Regions from separate parts of the Homo sapiens genome. Here region 1 is linked to region 2. A link is an interaction called in ENCODE POLR2A ChIA-PET data of the cell type or tissue named here. Cell type or tissue: GM12878. All regions are shown on one strand. Each heading gives the region's core, and the rest is flanking DNA. Links, peaks and the distances in the headings are about the cores only. Region 1 overlaps CARINH (colitis associated IRF1 antisense regulator of intestinal homeostasis). Region 2 overlaps MIR3936HG (MIR3936 host gene).

Region 1 (4,394 bases), core at 313-4,312, 79 kb after region 2:
CTTCACCCTAGTGCTAGAATTGCTTTTATGAAACTCAGATCTGACCATGGCTTGCCCTGTTTAAAATACCTCAGTGGCTCCTCACTGTCAGCAAAACCCAAACATTCATCTAAGCTCCTTCTCAGTTGGAGTCCTCTGGGAAGCAGACACCAAAACAGAATGAAAAGTGCAGAAGATTTATTGGGGGTAAGAAGAGCTAATGCCTATGAAAGATAAAGGAGAAAGGAGCAGAAGTACGGAGAGAAAAGACAGCTTTCAGACTGCAGTCCAGATCTAACTCTGGGACGCAAGAGAGGGAAGGATAATTCTGTTGAAAGAGCATCAGACTGTGATGCGGCTGTAAGAGTGTCTCAACGAGCCCAGTGGGGAGTTCCAGCCAAAGATTGCCCAGGAGAAGAGTCGCACTTTGGGCAGAAATGGACAGGCCCGAGCAACCCTGCCATGTTCTGTCATTGGCTGGGGGCCACCCAGGAGGCAACATGGTCTGACTTGAATGGTGTGGATCCGAGGCTGCAGCCTGTCAGCTGTCTGCACTCCATGCAACAGGTCCTTTGAATGGCATGTGTTCGTGGCTGCCATAAACTGCAGCCTGCCTTTTAGCCTTACCTCCTTTGCTCTTGCTCTCTGACCCCGTGTTCTGGCAACACTGGCCTGACTACACGCCGTATCACATACAACCAACTGCCCATACCAACCCCAACCCTGACCTTTGCTCACTCAGTTCTTTCTGCCTGGAATGCCACTCCTTCCCAGTTATACCCAGCAAAATCCTAATGTGCTTTCAAGGCCCAACTTAAAAATCATCTTCTCTGGTTGACCTCACCATGTAGAATTAATTGTTCCTTGCTCCTATGGTGCTATGTGTATATTAGTACTTCCCAGATTGGAGTATTCTTAGCTGTTTTTTTCTCAGATTTTTGCCTCCTCTAAACCTAGCAAAACGTCAGCACACAGTAAATGTTGACTGAGCTGTTTCCCTGCTCCTCGCAAAGCACCTTGAGGTTGCAGAATTCCAACTCCCGGAATGGTTGGAAGCACACAGTACATGGTCAATAAGTGTTTGTTGACTTGTCTGGGACCTAGTATTGGTGGGGTGAGGTGGGCAGAAGGCTGCTGAGGGTGGGTATTTACTGTTGTTGGGGCTCACCAGTCTGGGGCCACATTGGAGTTTTAAGACTAGAGCATGTCTTCCCCTGTTTTTATTTTTCTCCATGATTTGGAAAGACCCCAGAGGTGGGTTTTTTTTTTTTTAAGTAATCACTTTATTGTCTCTGGTCAACAAATGAGAACTTTTATGGGTCTTCCCTTTTTCAACCACATTTTCATGAGTTGGGATTTTGCATTTCTTCATTACCCATTCTCCTTATGGGTAAAAGAAGAGCCATTATGATACCTAGGATGAGAGCTCCAGGTCAGATGGGTAATCATTTTCAGACTGGAGGCTCATGGGATACAGGGAATTGGGAAGGTAGAAATGATATTTTTCCTCTTCCTCTTTCCCACATCCACCAATTAAAGAACTTCCCTGGGAGTGGACCTGTGGGAAGTGGCTAAGGGTTTCCGGGGTGGGTACAGCAGGGAGTGACATCAGGGCGTGGTGGGGATGAGGTGGGTGGAGAGGACAAAGAGGGACTCTCCACCTTCCTTTGGATCTATGAGGATGTTCCTTGGCCACTGTCCCTCAGCAGAAGGAGGCTAGAGCTGAGGTGGCCACACCCTCCACTCATTTTCAATCCCTTCAAACTGTCAGGCCCTCAGAGGAAACCCTAGGGTTTCCCCACCAAGATGTAAGGGCTGTGTGCCTCTGCCTTCTCTCTTAGGGTGGTCAGCACAGGTGGAAGCAGGGAGGTACTGGGCTGAGGCTTCGGTTGTCAGTGCTAGCTTGACAGCAGTTAAGAATTTTTTTTGTTTTGTTTTTTAAAATTTATTTTTCTGTAATTTTTAATGTAGTTAAAATTTATACATAATTCACACCACTTCAATTTATACATATTGAAACATCACTATGTATCCCATAAACGTATAATTATTATGTATTATCATTGTCTGGGACCTCATATTGTGTGTTATAATGATTATACATATTTACAAGGTACATAATGATGTTTCAATACATATTATGTATAGTGATCACATCAGGGTAATTAGCATATCCACCATCTCAAATGTTTGTCATCTCTTTGTGTTGGGAACAGTCACTATCCTCCTCCTAGCTATTAGCAGTGGTTAGGGATTTTGGAAGTTGTGTAGTGTGAAGAAGCCTGTGGGCCAGAGGTTCTTATCACAGACTCTTTCTTCTTCAGGAGCTATGAACCATCCTTCCCCAAAGTGTTATCAAACTGTGCCTTTGGTGGAGGCATAGCTCTCGTCGGATTCTTTTTTGCCAGAAAGATCTGTGAACGAAACTGCTACTATGTTAACTCAGAGAACAGCCTCCCTAATAAAGAAGAGGATGTGTTCCTACAAGAGCCAGGTTTTAGTTGGATTGTTAGTGTGAGTGATGAAGACCTCAGAATGGCTCTAGAAAGAAGCCCAGATCTCAGCTTTGCACTGTGATTGTCCCCCAGCAACTTTGCATTCCCCCTGTATGGGAATAGGGACCTGTGGATTCTGTTGCCATAGATCCAGAGATTGGACCTAGGAAAGTGAGACCAGGTGGTCTGACACCTACCTCCAGAGCGGACAACCCAGAGACAGAGCAGGCCCCTGCAGGTGTAGGGGCTGGCGGCGAGAAGACAGCTATGTTTACCCTTGTAGACTAGGAATATCAGTATGAATAGACTAGTCCTAGGCTTTGAAATGAATTTTAGTGTTCATTATTATTTGGTCATTCTAAAAACCCCTATTTTGAACCTCCACTTCAGAGAAATAGTTCTGATGTTCTCAGAAAATGTCAGGAGTGTATGGTGCACAGCAGTGGACAACAAAGGAAGAGAAAACCAGAAAAGGAGAAAAGTGAATAAAAAGAAACTTCTCAAATTAGAGCAAAATACTGAATTCAGTTATGCAAGCATACAACTGTAACGTGACAACCTCTCTGATTTTGACAGTCCCCCTCCACTTGTATTTTTAAAGTCCTGGCCACAGTTATAAATAGGGAACCATATCTGTTGAGACTTCCCAAGGGTTACATAAACAGTTTGGATGGTTACATCTTTTTAAACAACAGTTTCTACAAACACTGAAAAAATCCCACTTATTTAACAGTCTGATGCCTTGAGCCAGTCCTGGGAGTCCCTGGGAGGCCTTGCAGAATCACTTCCTTCTGACTGTGAGTGGGGGCAGGGGCCTGGCTTCTTGAGAGAGAGCAGGGGAGGAAGAACCCAGTGTGTATGGGGGCGGGCAGGGAGGAGTGGGGTGGGGCAGAGGGAGGGAGGAGGAGGCCCCAGACTGCTACTCATACAGGCAGCTGTATCTTGTCTCCAGGAGAGAGCAGGGACCCAGGATGGAGCAGACATAGGTCTTCTGGGGACTCAGCCCTTTCAGGAGGGAGTGTGTGCTCTAGGCACACCCTTCCCATTTGACAATCTGATATGAGGTGGAAACAGGGTCCTTGGGCCCCTAAGTCATGTTGGGAATGTTTCCTTCTCTCAAGCCGGAAGAGCTGAGGTTTATCTGAGAAATGCCTATGTCTCTTTTGACACATCGTAGTCACTAACCCCTTGTTCCTGCTCCAGGAGCCTCTAAAAAGCCATCTAGACCAGAAAAATTGGTCTTTTTTAGTGATGGGAGTGGCTTTAATGTCATTCTCCCCTATTTAGTTATGAGCTGTACCTCAGTTTTGTCATTAGAAATATAATTTTAGGTCAGGTGCAGTGGCTCATGCCTATAATCCCAACACTTTGGGAGGCTGAGGTGGGCAGATTACTTGAGGTCAGGAGTTAAAGACCAGCCTGGGCAACATGGTGAAACCCTGTCTCCACTAAAAATACAAAAATTAGCTGGGCATGGTGGTGGGCACCTCTAATTCCAGCTACTCAGGAGGCTGAGGCACAAGAATTGCATGAACCTGGGAGGCAGAGGTTGCAGTGAGCTGAGATCGTGCCATTGCACTCCAGCCTGGGGGCGACAAGAGCAATACTCCATCTCAAAAAATAATAATTATAATAATAATTTTAGTTAAGCGTTCTCCCTTCCCAGATGTCTTTTTAGAAGTGCAGTTAGCTAAAGATACATAGCTCATTACTATAAATTAATTTTATCAAACTGATCCATGCACTTCCATTTAAAGAGGACTCGGTCCAGTGGGTCTTAACCTTTTTTTGAGGTCACACACCCCTTCCAGAATCTAATGGCACACATAGACCCTTTCCCCAGGAAAATTCACAAACATCCAGAATTTCATATGCCACTAGGGGATTTAAAAGACCCCTTTGACTCCACCCTGGGCTTCT
Region 2 (4,394 bases), core at 154-4,153:
CTCAGATGAGACTTTGAATTTTGGGCTTTGGAGTTAACATTGGAATGAGTTAAGACTTTGGGGAACTCTTGGGAAGGCATGATTGTATTTTGCAACTTGAGAAGGACATGAGATTTAGGAGGGCCAGGGGCAAAATGACATAGTCTGGATATTTATCCCTGTCCAAATCGCATGTGGAAATGTAATCTCTAATGTTGGAGGTGGGGCCTGCTGGGAGGTGTTTTGGTCATGGGGGCAGATCCCTCATGGCTTGGAGCTGTCCCCACCATAATAAGTGAGTTCTTGAGAAATCTGGTTGTTTAAGGGTGTGGCACCTCCCCCCACCTTGCTCCTGTCTTTACCATGTGACACACCTGCTCCCCCTTCACCTTCCACTGTGAGTAAAAGCTCCCTGAGGCCTCCCTAGAAGCTGAGCAGATGCCTAGTGCCACACTTCCTATACAGCCTGTGAAATCGTGAGTCAATTAAACCTCTTTTCTTAATAAATTACCCAGTCTCAGGTATTTCTTTATAGTAATGCAAGAATGGCCTAACACACACTGGTTCTACAAAAAAAAAAAAAAAAAAAAAAGGAAGAAAAAAATTAATTTAAAAAAATTAGCAGGGTGTGGTAGCATGTGCCTGTAATCCTAACTTCTTGGGAGGCTGAGTTGGGAGGATCCCTTGAGCCCAGGAGTTCGGGGTTGCAGAGTCATGATCATGCCACTGCACTCCAGCCTCGGGCACAGAGTGAGACCCTGTAGCTAAAAATATAAAATAATAAAATAAAACCAGTATATGAGTGTTAATCAAAGAATGAGTGAATAAATGAATGAATAAAGTGAGTTTTTAAAGCGTGAAAAATAGCCAGGTGTGATGGCTTATGCCTGTAACAACAGCACTTTGGGAGGCCAACACAGGAGGATCACCTGAAGCCAGGAGTTTGAGATCAGCCTACCAGCCTGGGCAACAGAGCAAGACTTCATCTCTTTAAAAAAAAAATAAACATATATACGTATGTAATGGCGGGGGGCTGGGGTGGTGGTGGGGAGGCATGAGAAAAAGACCAGAAGAAAGTAGGCTCAGCTGGGCACAGTGGTTCATGCCTGTAATCCCAACACTTTGGGAGGCCAACGTGGGCGGATCACCCAAAGTCAGGAGTTGGAGACCAACCTGGCCAATATGGTGAAACCCCCATCTCTACTAAAAATACAAAAAAATTAGCTGGGCATGGTGGCGTCTGTAGTCCCAGCTACTCAGAAGGCTGAGGCAGGAAAATCACTTGAACCTGGTTGCAGTGAGCCAAGATCACACCACTGCACTACAGCCTGGGCAAAAAGAGCAAAACTGTCTTAAAAAAAAAAAAAGGCCAGGCGCATTGGCTCACACCTGTAATCCTAGCACTTTGGAAGGCTGAGGCGGGCAGATCACATGAGGTCAGGAGTTTGAGACCAGCCTGGCCAACATGGCGAAACCCCATCTCTACTAAAAATACAAAAATTACCAGGGCATGGTGGTGGATGCCTGTAAGCCCAGCTACTTGGGAGGCTGAGGCAGGAGAACTGCTTGAACCTGGGAGGCAGAGGTTGCAGTGAGCCGAAATCATGCCATTGTACTCCAGCCTGGGCAACACAGCAAGACTCCATCTCAAAAAAAGGAAAAAAAGAAAGAACGTAGACTAAGGTATTAACAGTAGGTATGTTTGGATGGTCAGATTATAGATGACTTCTGTTTTATTTTTTCCAGATTTCCATACTTTACAAATGCTTCATATATTACTTTTATAATCATAAAGCAGTTAAAAAATAAAAACTTACTGAGTGTTGACTAAGTGCCAGGTCTTCAGAAGCATAGATGAAGAGCATGAAGAATGCAAATTCATGCATCAGGCTGGGCATGGTGGCTCAAGCCAGTAATCCCAGCCCTTTGGGAGGCCAAGGCAGGTGGATCACTTGAGGTCAGGAGCTCAAGACCATCCTGGCCAACACGGTGAAACCCTGTCTCTACTAAAAAAATACAAAATTTAGCCAGGCATGGTAGCGGGTGCCTGTAATCCCAGCTACTTGAGAGGCTGAGGCAGGAGAATCACTTGAACCAGGGAAGCGGAGGTTGCAGTGAGCCAAGATCACACCACTGCACTCTAGCCCGGGTGACAGAGTGAGACTCTGTCTCAAAAAAAAAAAAAAAAAATTCTTGCATCAGTGGGCTTAGTCTAGCCTGGTTATAAACTCCTGCTTGTGGCCTTAGCAACTTGCCCAGTGCTCCCCTGGGGCTTAGCCCTGTGGAGGCTGAAACCCAGGTCAAAGTCATGTTCTCCAATCCAGAGCTGGGTGTCTCTCTCACTTCCTTTGAGCAGCAATCACCTCTACCCTGATTTAGACCAAGCCAAGCTTGCTATGCTGAGGTAACTTAGCTTATCACCAAGGTTATATTTAACAGACTGCTGAAAGGATTATAAAAAATTATGGGGATTTGAACTATCACCCAATGCCTCCGTCTGTTGACACAGACAAGTTTAAAGCTTGATTTTGTGAACCTTGAGATGATCTTCCTCCAGCACTGCAAATGTAATCCTTCTCATCTAAAACTCCCATTCTAATGCCCTACTGTGCTCCTGCCCCTGCAGAGCCCTCCAGCTCACCCTCCTGCAGTTGTCTTCTCTGTGACTGAGTCCTCTGCAACACATATTCCATTGTAGACATGCAACTCTCCTCTTTCAAGTACATCCCTGGTTGTTCTCTCCATCTCCTTTCCTTGATAGAGATCTGGCTTCTTTCTGAGCACTCCACTAGCCTCATGGCTCTGTCTCTCAAAGGAAGGCTACTCATTTTGCACTATCCATGATCCTGGAAGACAAGAGCTGAGCAGGCTCTCAGCATTCTCCTTGCTTCCCACTGCCATTTCTAAATCATAACTCCTTCACCTTCACATACATAAAAGACCTGCTCAGGTTTGTGCTGTGCCCTCCTGGTTGCTGTTACCAACATCTGCCTGGTTGGTTATCCACATTCTGTGAGCTCTCTGACACCCAGCCCAAGGTGCTGGTGACTTTTGTGCTCAGGAAGATGAGTAGTGCTACACCTTAGCCTCGCAGTACTTGACCTTCACCTATACTTCACACTCTTGCTGCTGAGGACACACCCTGGGCCTCTCATCAGTCACAACAGCTCCATCTCACTCTAGGACCTTTGTTTTCCTCCCAACTCTTCAGCTCTCACCTGATATCATTTCCTTTCCCTTTCAGTTTATACCTTGTGATCCCTCCAGCCCATTCATACTCTTGCCACTACCCCAGTCCTTTTGTTTACTAGTCTTGCAAAGGCTAAGCTCACAATAAGTCAAACCATTTTACTCTTCACTCTCAATCCAGGATGCTGACTTAAGATACAAGAAAGAAGGGGGGCTGTTGATGGGTGCAAGGAAACATGGGTTGAGAGAGTAACAAGTGGGCTGAGGGTCCAATTGTGATTGGAAATGTAAATGTGTCAAGACACCAACTCACATGGTTGTGTGATTTCCTCCAGTGACCCAGGGTAGGAGTACAGTGACCAAATGGTTGGATTTAGGGCCTTGCAGTAGAGGTGAATGGAATGATAAGACAACGAAGGAACTGAGATAGACGGAAGCAAAGGGCCATAGTAGTATCTAAATTGAAGAGGAAAGGGAGTAAAAGCATAACTTCTGTTGGGCCTAGTATGTACACTGTATCCATCTACTTTCTTTTTCTTTATTTGGGGTATATGAGAACCTGGCACAGTGTTAATAAGACCCAAGTGTTCAGAAGAGAATGCAAGCCAGGCTAATGAAGGTGGCAGGAATAGCACCATCTCTCCTGGACCATTCACCACACACAAATGTGACTGCGGTGACATGGAGATCTAAAATGATCTAATGCAGCCAGTTGGTAAGGGCTCAAGGCTAGATTTCATCTTTCAGGGTAATGAGATGTAGCATCAGTAATTGAGAGTGCAGGCTTGAAGGCAGGGGGCTACAATCCAAGAACACCAGGGGATTCCTGAAACCTCAGATAGTACTGAACACTATATATACTAGGTTTTTTCCTATACATACATACATACGTACCTAAGATAAAATTTAATTTATAAATTATGCAGAATAAGAGACTAACAATAGCTAATAAAATAGAATGATTATAACAATATGCTGTAATAGAAGTCATGCAAATGTGCATCTCTCTCTCAAAATATTTTATTGTACTGTACTCACCTATTTGGTTTACCCAGTTGGCCGTAGATAACTGAAACTGCAGAAAAAAAAAAAAACTGTGGATAAGGGGGTATTAGAGTTTTCCAAAGAAACCCAACTAATAGGATTACAGATATAGGTATAGATCAATAGGAGGAGATTTACTATATGAACTGGCTCATATGATTACAGAGGCTAAGAAGTCCCAT

What was found. Peaks named below come from ENCODE experiments on the same cell type or tissue, not always from the same donor. Only the 100,000 strongest peaks of a DNase experiment are listed, where the experiment ranks them.
Region 1: POLR2A ChIA-PET joins it to region 2 with 6 read pairs; 3 of 35 experiments call an interaction of 5 or more read pairs at or near these places.

Annotation. Positions count from the first base shown.
Region 1 is chr5:132,434,482-132,438,875 of GRCh38, forward strand. All of the region lies in intron 2 of CARINH (colitis associated IRF1 antisense regulator of intestinal homeostasis), which reads left to right. Among named protein-coding and RNA genes, the nearest start is that of LINC02863, 10 kb to the left of the region's middle. In GM12878, for the core only: no CTCF peak of the experiment used is centred there; no DNase peak of the experiment used is centred there; H3K4me3 peaks cover 668 bases; H3K27ac peaks cover 2,391 bases.
Region 2 is chr5:132,355,874-132,360,267 of GRCh38, forward strand. It overlaps MIR3936HG (MIR3936 host gene), which reads right to left. Exons shown (of 8, transcript NR_110997.1): 4 at 4,207-4,243. Among named protein-coding and RNA genes, the nearest start is that of MIR3936, 7.5 kb to the right of the region's middle. RefSeq lists an enhancer at 2,401-2,450. In GM12878, for the core only: no CTCF peak of the experiment used is centred there; a DNase peak (open chromatin) is centred at 2,288.